Regions from separate parts of the Homo sapiens genome. Here regions 2 and 3 are each linked to region 1. Evidence: chromatin contacts called from ENCODE Hi-C data. All regions are on one chromosome and are shown on one strand. The core of a region is the stretch at or near the end of the contact, and the rest is flanking DNA. Distances in the headings are between cores, read along the strand shown. Region 1 holds the start of PPARA (peroxisome proliferator activated receptor alpha). Region 2 has its middle 22 kb from the start of LINC02925. Region 3 overlaps CELSR1 (cadherin EGF LAG seven-pass G-type receptor 1).

Evidence for each region. Hi-C counts contacts between places; a loop is a spot of excess contacts on that map. Pooled maps may share reads with other maps.
Region 2: a pooled map shows a loop between it and region 1 (2.5-fold over the local background). The contact joins the enhancer-like site here to the promoter of PPARA in region 1. A Hi-C loop is called at or near these places in 6 of 50 pooled maps.
Region 3: a map of astrocyte of the cerebellum shows a loop between it and region 1 (5-fold over the local background). The contact joins the enhancer-like site here to the promoter of PPARA in region 1. A Hi-C loop is called at or near these places in 1 of 168 maps with a recorded cell type or tissue (astrocyte of the cerebellum) and 4 of 50 pooled maps.

What each region holds. Positions count from the first base shown.
Region 1 is chr22:46,148,709-46,152,044 of GRCh38, forward strand. It overlaps PPARA (peroxisome proliferator activated receptor alpha), which reads left to right and starts at 1,818. Exons shown (of 9, transcript NM_005036.6): 1 at 1,818-1,944; 2 at 3,180-3,262. RefSeq lists silencers at 1,279-1,888, 2,039-2,158 and an enhancer at 2,369-2,558.
Region 2 is chr22:46,561,929-46,565,264 of GRCh38, forward strand. No RefSeq gene overlaps it. Among named protein-coding and RNA genes, the nearest start is that of LINC02925, 22 kb to the left of the region's middle. RefSeq lists enhancers at 1-405, 1,844-2,138, 2,128-2,297. Within about 2 kb of position 1,548, at least 14 of the 41 ENCODE cell types and tissues checked have a DNase peak (open chromatin) inside an H3K27ac peak, as active enhancers do.
Region 3 is chr22:46,430,900-46,434,235 of GRCh38, forward strand. It overlaps CELSR1 (cadherin EGF LAG seven-pass G-type receptor 1), which reads right to left. Exons shown (of 35, transcript NM_001378328.1): 5 at 2,494-2,582. Among named protein-coding and RNA genes, the nearest start is that of TRMU, 97 kb to the left of the region's middle. RefSeq lists enhancers at 1,670-1,719, 2,290-2,409. Within about 2 kb of position 1,757, at least 13 of the 41 ENCODE cell types and tissues checked have a DNase peak (open chromatin) inside an H3K27ac peak, as active enhancers do.

The DNA of each region.
Region 1 (3,336 bases), core at 568-3,067:
CCTGAACTTGCTTCTACCCTCAGGACGCCTGCGGGAGACTGGCTGACAGCATTTGATTGAAAATGCTTATTTCTGGGACACATGGATGAAAAACAAGTTTTCTCTCCCTAAAACCTTGGGAGCCCCAAAAAACCCAAGAATATCACTTTCCTATGTCTGCTGAGTGTACGTGACCACTCTGCACACCCCCACATAGCCTTTGTCCTTGTTCATGAGAATGTTCACTAGGTCTTTCAACACCTGGTTGACCTGGGTGGTGCATCTGGGTCACACACCTGTGTGGACCCTGGTCCTTGAGAGTCTGGGATATGGGTATGCCAGGTAATGTCTTTGAGCCCGGAGGTCCTCATGAGGATGTAGCCCCTGAGCTCTGCGTGGGCAGCCCAGGGTCAGCTTCCCTCACCAAACACAACAGGATGACAAGCTTGGATGTGGCTGCCTGCACACCCCACGAGATATGCAGGATATTACGTGTACAGGTCACCCTATAAACTCTGAAACAACATAAATGATAGCTATTGCTGGCTAACATGTGCAAGAGAAGGTGAGGTTGCCGTGTGCCAGTGGGAAGGATATGTGGGTGTCTGGAGGGTGGGGCAAAGTTCACCATAGGTGCCTGGCTAATCAACAAGGGTGAGTTTAAGAGAAGTTTGTGAAAGGGCCAGTTCCCGCCTGATCTCCAGTTCCCCTGCCTAATGAGATCTGGGTTTGCTTTCCGGAGTGGGTCCTCCTGGGCGCCCGCTGCCACAAATAGCACAGTGGCAGGCACAGCTGGCAGCGGAGGGCAGGCAGTGGAGCGGGCATAGCACACATTGCGTTCCCGAGGAGGGGAGCCCTGATGTGCCGGCACCCAGGGGCTTTGTGCATTCCGCTCCGGCAGCTCGAGCGTCACGGCCCGAACAAAGCGGCTTTGCAGGGCGCTCTCCTACTCCTCGCCATTGGCCACCGGGCCGCGACCTCTCCTTGCTCTGGCAGAGTCCCAGCGCCTTGCGTAGGCACAAAGTCAGCCCCTCACCCCCCAGCGCATGAAGTAGGGGCGGGCATGGCTCTTGGGCCGCTGGAGAGGGGTGGGGTTGTGGGGTCGGAGCTGGCGGCGCCTCCCCGAGCCCGTCCGCGTTGCCCTTCACCCTCCTCGTTCCCCCGCCCACCACACCGCCCTGGCACCTCCCGCCACCTGTTTCCTTGTCCTCCCAGCTCGCCTTCCCCTTCTCCTTATTTTGCATCCTGGGGTTCCAGGGACAAGGTCCCTCCCGGGCCGCCTCCCACCCTACGCACTTCTGAGCCTCAAGGGCACCCGGTCCCGGGTCCCGGGTCTAGACCGGCTCATCGCACAGAGTAGCAGAGCCGGGCTCATCGAGGAGGCAGGAGGGGCTCGCCAGCGTGGCACGGGCGCCCGGCGGGAACCTCCACCCGCCCCGCGGCCGCGCGTCCCCGCCTCGAATTCAGCCCCGCCCCGGTGCGCCGGGCTGGAGGGGCGCTGACGCTCAGCGGTGTCCCATCGGTGACCTTGGACGGTCCCTCCACCTCTCCGGCCTCAGTTTCCCTTGGCTGCAGCGGCCGCGGGGCGCTAGGTGGGAGCCGCTGAGCGCTCCCGGGGCCCCGCCCACCGCGAGCAGCCAATCGGGCGCCGCCCTCCGGGGGGTGTGTCCCGGGGCCGAGGCCCGGGGCCCGGAGGGCGCGCGGGGCGGGCGGGGCTTCCGGGTCGGGCCTCGGGACACTGGCTCGCGCGGACCGGGGCAGGGGGCGGGCCGAGGGGCGGTGCGTGTCGCGGGGGCGCGGCTGGCACGGACGCGCGGAGGCGGCGCCGGGCATGGGCCGTGGACGCGGCGGCCCCGCGGCGGGGGCAGCGGGCGGCGGGGGCGGAGGCGGCCGCTAGCGCCCTGCCCGGCGCCGCCTCCTTCGGCGTTCGCCCCACGGACCGGCAGGCGGCGGACCGCGGCCCAGGTGCCCGGGGGCGGGCGGGCGGGCGGGCGGGAACGCGCGCGGGGGTCCGCGGTCCGGGCTTCCCAGGTCCCGGGACCCGGAGGGCGGCGGACGGGGGAGGGGCAGGGGCTGGGCGGCGCATGCGCGGGGCCCGGGGTCTCGGGGTCTCCGGGTCCCGGGGACCCGGGGGCCCGGGGTGCGCGGCTGGGGACCTGAGGGCGAGGAGCGAGGACACACACCGAGGACTCTTGCGAGGGATCTCGGGGCCCAGCTCGGCCTCCCTCCTAGCGCTGGGGGCCTGCCCGGAACCCGAGTCCGCGGCTGTCCCTGGGGTTTGGCGCTGCGCGGAGGTCGGGTCTGGGGACCGCAGCGACTCTGGGTCTTCGGGTTGTCCCCTCGGAGGGAGGGCCCACGGGCGGGGACATCGGGACTTGCCCTTTCCTCGGCGCAGCGGAGCTGGGGCGTCGCCGACTCAGAAGGTGCTTTCCGAGACCTCCAGGGATCTCCGAGGCGAGGAAACCCGGGCCCCGGACAGACCGACCCTGGGTGGGTGCGCCCGGCTTCTGCCGTCGGACGGAGACGCGCGTGTTTGTTCCTCCAGCTGCGACCACCTTTGAGGAACGGTTCCCACTTTGTGCCCCAACGCGGCGGGGCGACCCCGGACAGGCTGCGCTGGGCCGGGTGGCTTCTCTGCGGAAGCCGCGCCACGTCGCTCCCGGTCGGGGCCGCTGAGGGTCGGGCGCCCAGGTCTTTCCGGAGTCCCGGGCTGCGCGGCCCGCGTGGTGCGGGTGAAGCTGGAGGGGCGCGGGGTGGTGCCAGTGGAAGTCAGGAGGGTCGGCCCTGCCCCCTCACGCACCCCAACCGGGCACAACTGCACGCCTGTGCTTTTCTGAAGTCTTTTTTAAAAGTTAAAAGAGAGGAAGTGTGCTCCAAGTGTCAGGATTCTTTCCAAGAAAAACCCACAGTTGTCCAATGGCCTGGGCTTCGTGGGACCTCCGGGGCTGCACGCCCACGTCAGCCTCAGCCGACCCCTGCCAGGAAACCAGGGAGGCCCCTCCTCTCCCAGCCTCCTTGGGATAAGGGTGCCTTGGGGAACTGGGTCAGGGCAAGGACACGGGATTTTCCTGGGAAGGACCCTGCGACACCCGTGTCGTTGCGGGGCAGGGTCAGCATGACTTTCCTCTTCCAAGGTGAAGAGTTGGGGGGCATCCAGAGAACAACCGTAATCACTTCCTCCTTCACCTTCTTACTGCCAGGCTGAAGCTCAGGGCCCTGTCTGCTCTGTGGACTCAACAGTTTGTGGCAAGACAAGCTCAGAACTGAGAAGCTGTCACCACAGGTAAATAGAAGGTTTAATTTACTGTTTCCAGATGGAAATATTTAAGTGTTTTCAGTGTTTACTTCTGTTGCACT
Region 2 (3,336 bases), core at 298-2,797, 410 kb after region 1:
GGGGCTTTAGGAGGGCCTAAGGAACCTGGGGGGCCCTGGGGATCGTTGAGGGGCCTGGGAAGGCCTTGAGGGGTCTCTGGAGGATCTTTTGGGCCTTGGGGGCCTGAGGAGCCTTGGGGGACCTCCAGAGGCCTAAGGGACCTTGGGAAATCTTTGGGACCTTAGGGGGAGAGGGGATGTAGGAGACTTGAGAGGCCTGGGGCTTTGGGTGGACCTTGGAAAGCAAGGGAGGTTGGGAGGGCCATGGCGGGTGGAGCAGCCCCCCCAGAGGGCCTGGGTCATTCAGCAGCCACAGCCTGGACATTGTGCTCCGGCTCTGGGAGCCCTGGTCATTCCCTCTGTGTGATGGGGGGATCCCAGGCCTGCTCCAGCATCCCTGTGAGGGTGAAGTGATCCCAAGGGGACAGGCATTGCCCTCACCCTCAGGCCTGCATGCCCCACACTCCACTTCCACACAAACTCATCTGAAGGCACATGAGGCTGTGTGGTCTACCAAAGGCTTCATGGGGAGGTGGAGGAAGGAGCCCCATTGCGAGACATCCCCGTGTCCCCAGAGCTCCTCTCACACTGACAGCCACTCTCTTCACTGGTTCGTATAAAGTGCCCAGAACAGTGCCCGGCACACAGGAGGTGTGAGCCATCGTCACTGCTGTCACTGTCTTTCAGTTCTCTCTTTCCCAGACGGCCTCTCAGGATCCCTCTTTTTGCCTCCAGCGATCTGGTGCCCCTCGTGTCAGAACAGATGCATCCTGCGATGCTCCTCACGTGAAACAGGAAGAGCCTATACATGAAAATGTGCGTCTTCCCCCATGGTGTTTCGTTTTCTTGCGGGGGGACTGAGTCTCATTCTGTCGCCCAGGCTGGAGTGCAGTGGCACGATCTCGGCTCACTGCAACCTCCCACCCCCAGGTTCAAGTGGTTCTCCTACCTCAGCCTCCCGAGTAGCTGGGATTGCAGGTGCCTGCCACCATGCCCGGCTAATTTTTTGTATTTTTAGTAGAGATGGAGTTTCACCATGTTGGCCAGGCTGGTCTCGATCTCCTGACCTCAGGTGATCCGCCTTGGCCTCCCAAAGTGTTGGGATTACAGGTGTGAGCCAGCACACCTGGCCCTCTGTGGGGTTTAGAAGTAGCTCAGCACAGGCCAGGTGCAGTGGCTCATGCCTGTAATCCCAGCACTTTGGGAGGCCGAGGCGGGCAGATCATGAGGTCAGGAGTTCGAGACCAGCCTGGCCAACATGGTGAAACTCCGTCTCTACTAAAAATACAAAAAATTAGCCGGGCGTGGTGACGCGCACCTGTAGTCCCAGCTACTCGGGAGGCTGAGGCAGGAGAATGGCGTGAACCCGGGAGGCGGAGCTTGCAGTGATCCGAGATAGCGCCATTGCACTGCAGCCTGGGCGACAGAGCAAGACTCCGCCTCAGAAAAAAAAAAAAAAAAAGAAGTAGCTCAGCACAGCATGTGGCGGGTGCCACCCAAGAAGGTGGCACAGAGGACAAAAGTCCACAGAGGACAAATGCAGCCAGTGTGGAAATCAGGCCCCAACTTGCGGGGCCGAGGCCGTGAGCAGCCACAAGGTGGCCCCAGTGAGCTTAGGGACCAGCTAGTGCAGGGCAGGTGGGAGGTTCACGCACAGCTAAATTAGGCTAAGAGAGACGTGGCAGGGTCTCCCTGGGGCAGCAGGTGGGGGCTCAGCTCACCCTGGCTCCCGGCTGCACAGCTCAGAGTGGGCACCTCCTCGCCTGAGGAGAAGGAAGGGCCGCCTGTAGCCAGCAGGTGTGCCAGCATCCTCCTACCTGGGCTGGGGCCCGGAAGGCGAACACAGGGCAACCGAACCCATTGCAGAGCAGGGCCTGAGGGCTGGCTTGGGAGCAGGTGGTTGGAGTCTGGCTCTGAACAGGCCTTGATCCGTCCCTTGGGTCCCCCAGGCCCTTCCCAGCCTCCACCCCGTGCTGCAGGCCACACCTACAGCCTTCTGTGCCGAGGGCTGTGCCCCTGGAAGCCACGTGGGGCAGACTGGAGCTGCCTGGGTCCTGGAGCAGCATTTCTGGGGCTTCAGCCCAGGGGAGCTGACTGGATTTGCGGCTACACTCACACCACACTCCTCCTCCGGGCTGGGCCGGGTGAGAGGAGGGAGATGAAGGAGGGCGGGCCTGCCCTTGCTGGTCATCAGGGTCGCTCATCTCTGGGGATCTGGCTGGAGCTAGGAATTGAGGAAGGACAGGCTGGTGGCAGGGGCCGGGGCTGGGCTTCTGGCGGGCCAGGCCCCCCTCTAGGGAGGTCTGTGCTCACTGCATCCCTAGGGACACAAGCCCAGGGCCAGGGCCTCATGCTTTCTGGCCTGGCAGGCTGCCTGCCTCAGCCCCACCCCACCCAAGGCATCCAGGGACACTGGCCTGTGGCAGACACGCCCACAGCTTTGCTGTGTGTCCATCTTTGTTGCTTCTCCTTTTGGGGAGCTACCCCTACCCCTGCACTTTAACAGGTGAACCCAGTGTGAGCCACTGCCCCGCCCACCAGCCCCTGAATCAGGCCAAAGAAGTGAAAACCATCTGACCACAGAGGAGGAGCCTGGGGGCGCAGCAGGGCCCCAGCTGGCCGGAGGTCAGCCTCAGGGTGGGTGGCCTGGAGGCCAGCTGTCTGGAGGATCCTGAGCAGAGAGGGGGGCAGGCCCTTGGTGCCTTTCCTTCCAAGAGGGGAATCTAAAGGGAGAGAGTGACATCAATCCAAGGCCCACCGTGCAGATGCTGATTACAGAGGCCAGCGGAGGTGACACAGGTCCTGCCCAAGACAGTCCTGGAGATGGATGGTGGGGCTGGTACCTGTCTTAATTTGCTGCATTGCTAGAAAGAAATACCCGAGGATAGGTAATTTATAAAGAAAAGGTGGTAGCCAGGCACAGTGGCTCACACTTGTAATCCCAGCACTTTGGGAGACTGAGGCAGGCAGATCACCTGAGGTCAGGAGTTCGAGACCAGTCTGACCAACATGGAGAAACTGTCTCTACTAAACATACAAAATTAGCCAGGCATGGTGGCACATGCCTGTAATCCCAGCTACTTGGGAGGCTGAGGCAGGAGAATCATTTGAACCCGGAAGGCAGAGTTTGCGGTGAGCCGAAATCGCGCCATTGCACTCCAGCCTGGGCAACAGGAGCAAAACTCCGTCTGGAAAAGAAAAGAAAAGAAGAGAAAAGAAAAGGAAAGGAAAGGAAAGAAAAGAAAAGAAAAGATGGTTATTTGGCTCATAGTTCTTCAGGCTGGTACAAAGAAGCGTGGCACCAGCATCTGCTTCTGGTGAGGCCTCAGGAAGCTTCCACTCATAGCAGAAGGGGAA
Region 3 (3,336 bases), core at 507-3,006, 280 kb after region 1:
TGCTCATAATCTCTGCTAACACATCCTAGTGTGTGGCCCCGTCAGACCTCCTAATGGACGCCTGAAGACACAGTAAAAACTGGTTGGTTTCCTCCATCAAATAACCTCAGGCAAGAGAGAGAAGTATCTGGCGCTCGCAGGAAAGGCCTAATCCCACACGGGAGGCTGTGCTCAGGCACCGCTGACAGGACCCGGCCCTAGACACGGAAGCCATGGATCCCGGTAATCCACCGTCCTCTGTGTATCTTCTTACATGAGGCCCCTCTCCTCCGGGACAGTGCAGGTGGCGTCCTGCACGGGGACTTTGCTCCTCTGAGCTCCCGGAAAGGGGCGGCCACAGGCGGGCCCCAGTGAACACTCACTGTGTTCAGAGCCAGGGCGGAGTGTGGACAGAGGTGGCCACAGTGGCGTCCTGGCTGCGAGTCCCTCTGCAACTGCAGACACACTGTTGCTTCTGCCATAGGCAGATGATGATTCTGGAGTGTTGAGCACTGATGGGGAGACCAAGGCTGACTCGACCTCCCCCTGCCTACCCCCTCCCCAGCAACAAACGTTCATCTCTGGACTTGGTCTTCTGATACGTGCAGGAAGGAAAATGCGCCACCTATGCCCTATGCTTCCCTGACGATGGGGCACCGTCTCCAGGGTCCCCTGTGGCCCAGCCCTTGGGAGGCACCACCCCAGGGGGCATTGAGCTCTGGTGTCCAGCCCCAGCTGGCTGGAAGGGCACAACAGGAAGGGTCACCAGGTCAGAGTAGGCAGCGCCAGGCAGCAGGACGCAACGGCCACCCGTGCAGCTCACCCAGGTGAACGCGCTTCACACTGGCTAGCACTGCCCCACACAGCCACAGGACGGCACCGTATCAAGAAAAGACTCGGTCTTTGAAATGGACAATGGCAGCAAATAAATCCGCGTCTGTGAGGGCTACCCTCTTCCTCTTGCTCAGCCCTGAGCCCCTCACCCCACCAGCCCCTGCACCTCTGTCAAGCACATGGTTCTCCAAACATCAGCCAAGCCCCACTAGGGGTGACATCCAATGTGCGGCAGCCCAGACCCTGCCCAGACACCTGCCAGCCTTCTCTCAATATCCCCCCAAACCCCGAGCAAGCACTCAGCTCCCAAACCTCACCAGCACCTCCCATCTGCCCTCCTCCCAAATGAGGCTCAAGCTCCACCTGCCCTGGGTTGGCACTGATGGGACAGAGGACAAAAACTATGGTCTCTGTGCAGGTGACCACTACTTGGAGTCTGTGTGGCACGCCTGGGAGATGATGGGATATTCAAGGCAGATGGGAGGGGCGGGCCAGGGAGGTGGAGGGACGCCGGTGGCCAGCATGGAAAGGAGAGTGAAAGCCAGTGGAGGCGACACTACGACCTCAGGCCCAGTGGCTGGACCCCAACTGCTGGTGAGTCGCAGCCAGGCACAGTGGCTGTGAAAGAAGGAAGATGCTCTCTCCATAGAAGGACTGGGTCGATTCTCCTGGAGGACAGAGGAGCCCTCGTCTGCCAACCAAGCTTAGGCCCCAGCCTTGTGAAGTCCGGGAAGCGGGGCACAGCGGGGGTGGCCAGGCTCCAGGAGGAGCCGGTAAGACCCACGCAGACCCACGAGCAAGCGGGGGCACACCCTGGAGCTTCCCAAGAAGAGAAAAGGGATTTGCAAAATCACAGCCGTGGAAAGCACAGCATTTTGATGCAAAAAACAATGTGTTTCCTTACAAGCCAACGAACAGCAAAATAAAGTGAAACCAAAACCACCCAGCCTTCACGGCACTTCCTTGAAGAGTGTTCTGGCTCGCCAGTTACATCCAGGTACAGTGGACGATTTTGGCTACAGAGCCGTGTATGAACAGCCCAGAATTTCAGCCACTAGTAGACTCTGGCCAAGGTGGCTGCAAATGAATAAGCCCTTTCTGTGTCCCTCCCCCAGCGCAGGAGATCTCCGGGGTCCCTGTGTACCCCCCGACCCAGAGCTCTGGGTGGGACTATGACCCCAGCACAGGGCTCAGGTGTATTTACACAGACCCTCCACAAATGTGCATTTCCTAAACCATTTTTTCCAATAGCACATTTAAAAAAAAATTCAGAGCACAAATGTCTCAAGACAGAAAATCTACCAGGGCACCTTTTTTCCTTCCTTTTTTTTTTAGATGGAATTTCGCTCTGTTACCCAGGCTGGAATACAGTGGCACGATCTCGGCTCACTGTAACTTCTGCCTCCCAGGCTCAAGTGACTCTCCTGCCTCAGCCTCCTGAGTAGCTGGGATTACAGGCACCCGCCACCACGCCCGGCTAATTTTTTAATTTTTGTATTTTTGGTAGAGACAGGGTTTCGCCACGTTGGCCAAGCTGGTCTCGAGCTCCTGACCTCAGGTAATCCACCTGCCTTGGCCTCTCAAAGTGCTGGGATTACAGGCGTGAGCCACTGCGCCTCGCCCCAGGGCACCTTCTCGAGCCGCCCTGGGGCCAGGGGGAAGTGGTGGGGCCCATCTTACCTTGTTGTAGTACTGCACCTGCACAGAGTGCCACCGCCCGTCACTCACACCACTGGGAACCTTCGGTGCCACGGTCGTTGTTGTCTCGCCTGCATGGTGGGAGGGAGACCCAGAGAGAAAACAGGGGTTGGCGGGGCCTACTGGGGACCGAGGATTGCGCTGTGAGGCATCAGGGGGAGACAGGTGCACATGGCCACGTCCTCCCTCCCCTCCCCACGGCACCATGGTGGGAGGCGCCCACCACTCCATCCATTTTCTTTTCTGGTTACAAAAGTAATTCTTGTTCCTCTTTTCTGGTTTTGTTTGTTTTGAGATGGAGTCTTGCTCTGTCGCCCAGGCTGGAGTGCAGTGGCGTGATCTCAGCTCACTGCCACCTCCGCCTCCTGGGTTCAAGAGATTCTCCTGCCTCAGCCTCCTGAGTAGCTGGGATTACAGGCACCCACCACCACACCCGGCTAATTTTTGTATTTTTAGTAGAGATGGGGTTTCACCATGTTGGCTAGTCTAGTCTCGAACTCCTGACCTCGTGATCTGCCTGCCTTGGCCTCCCAAACTGCTGGGATAACGGGCGTGAGCCACCGCGCCTGGCCTTGTTCCTTTTCTAAATATGAAAAAATATAAACACGGAAAACCCATCTGTCTGTACCAGCAGCAGTCACACCTACACCGCACCAGAGGTCGAACCCTTTTTCCTATGCATTGCATCAACGTAGACAAAATCATCAAAACCAATTCCACTTTAGGTCACTTAATCAAATAAATGTCATCTCAGGCTTTTAACAACTCTTAAACCACGTAACACGTCCCATCGTGAGGTCGCGGACGCGTCTCTTGTGCATCTCT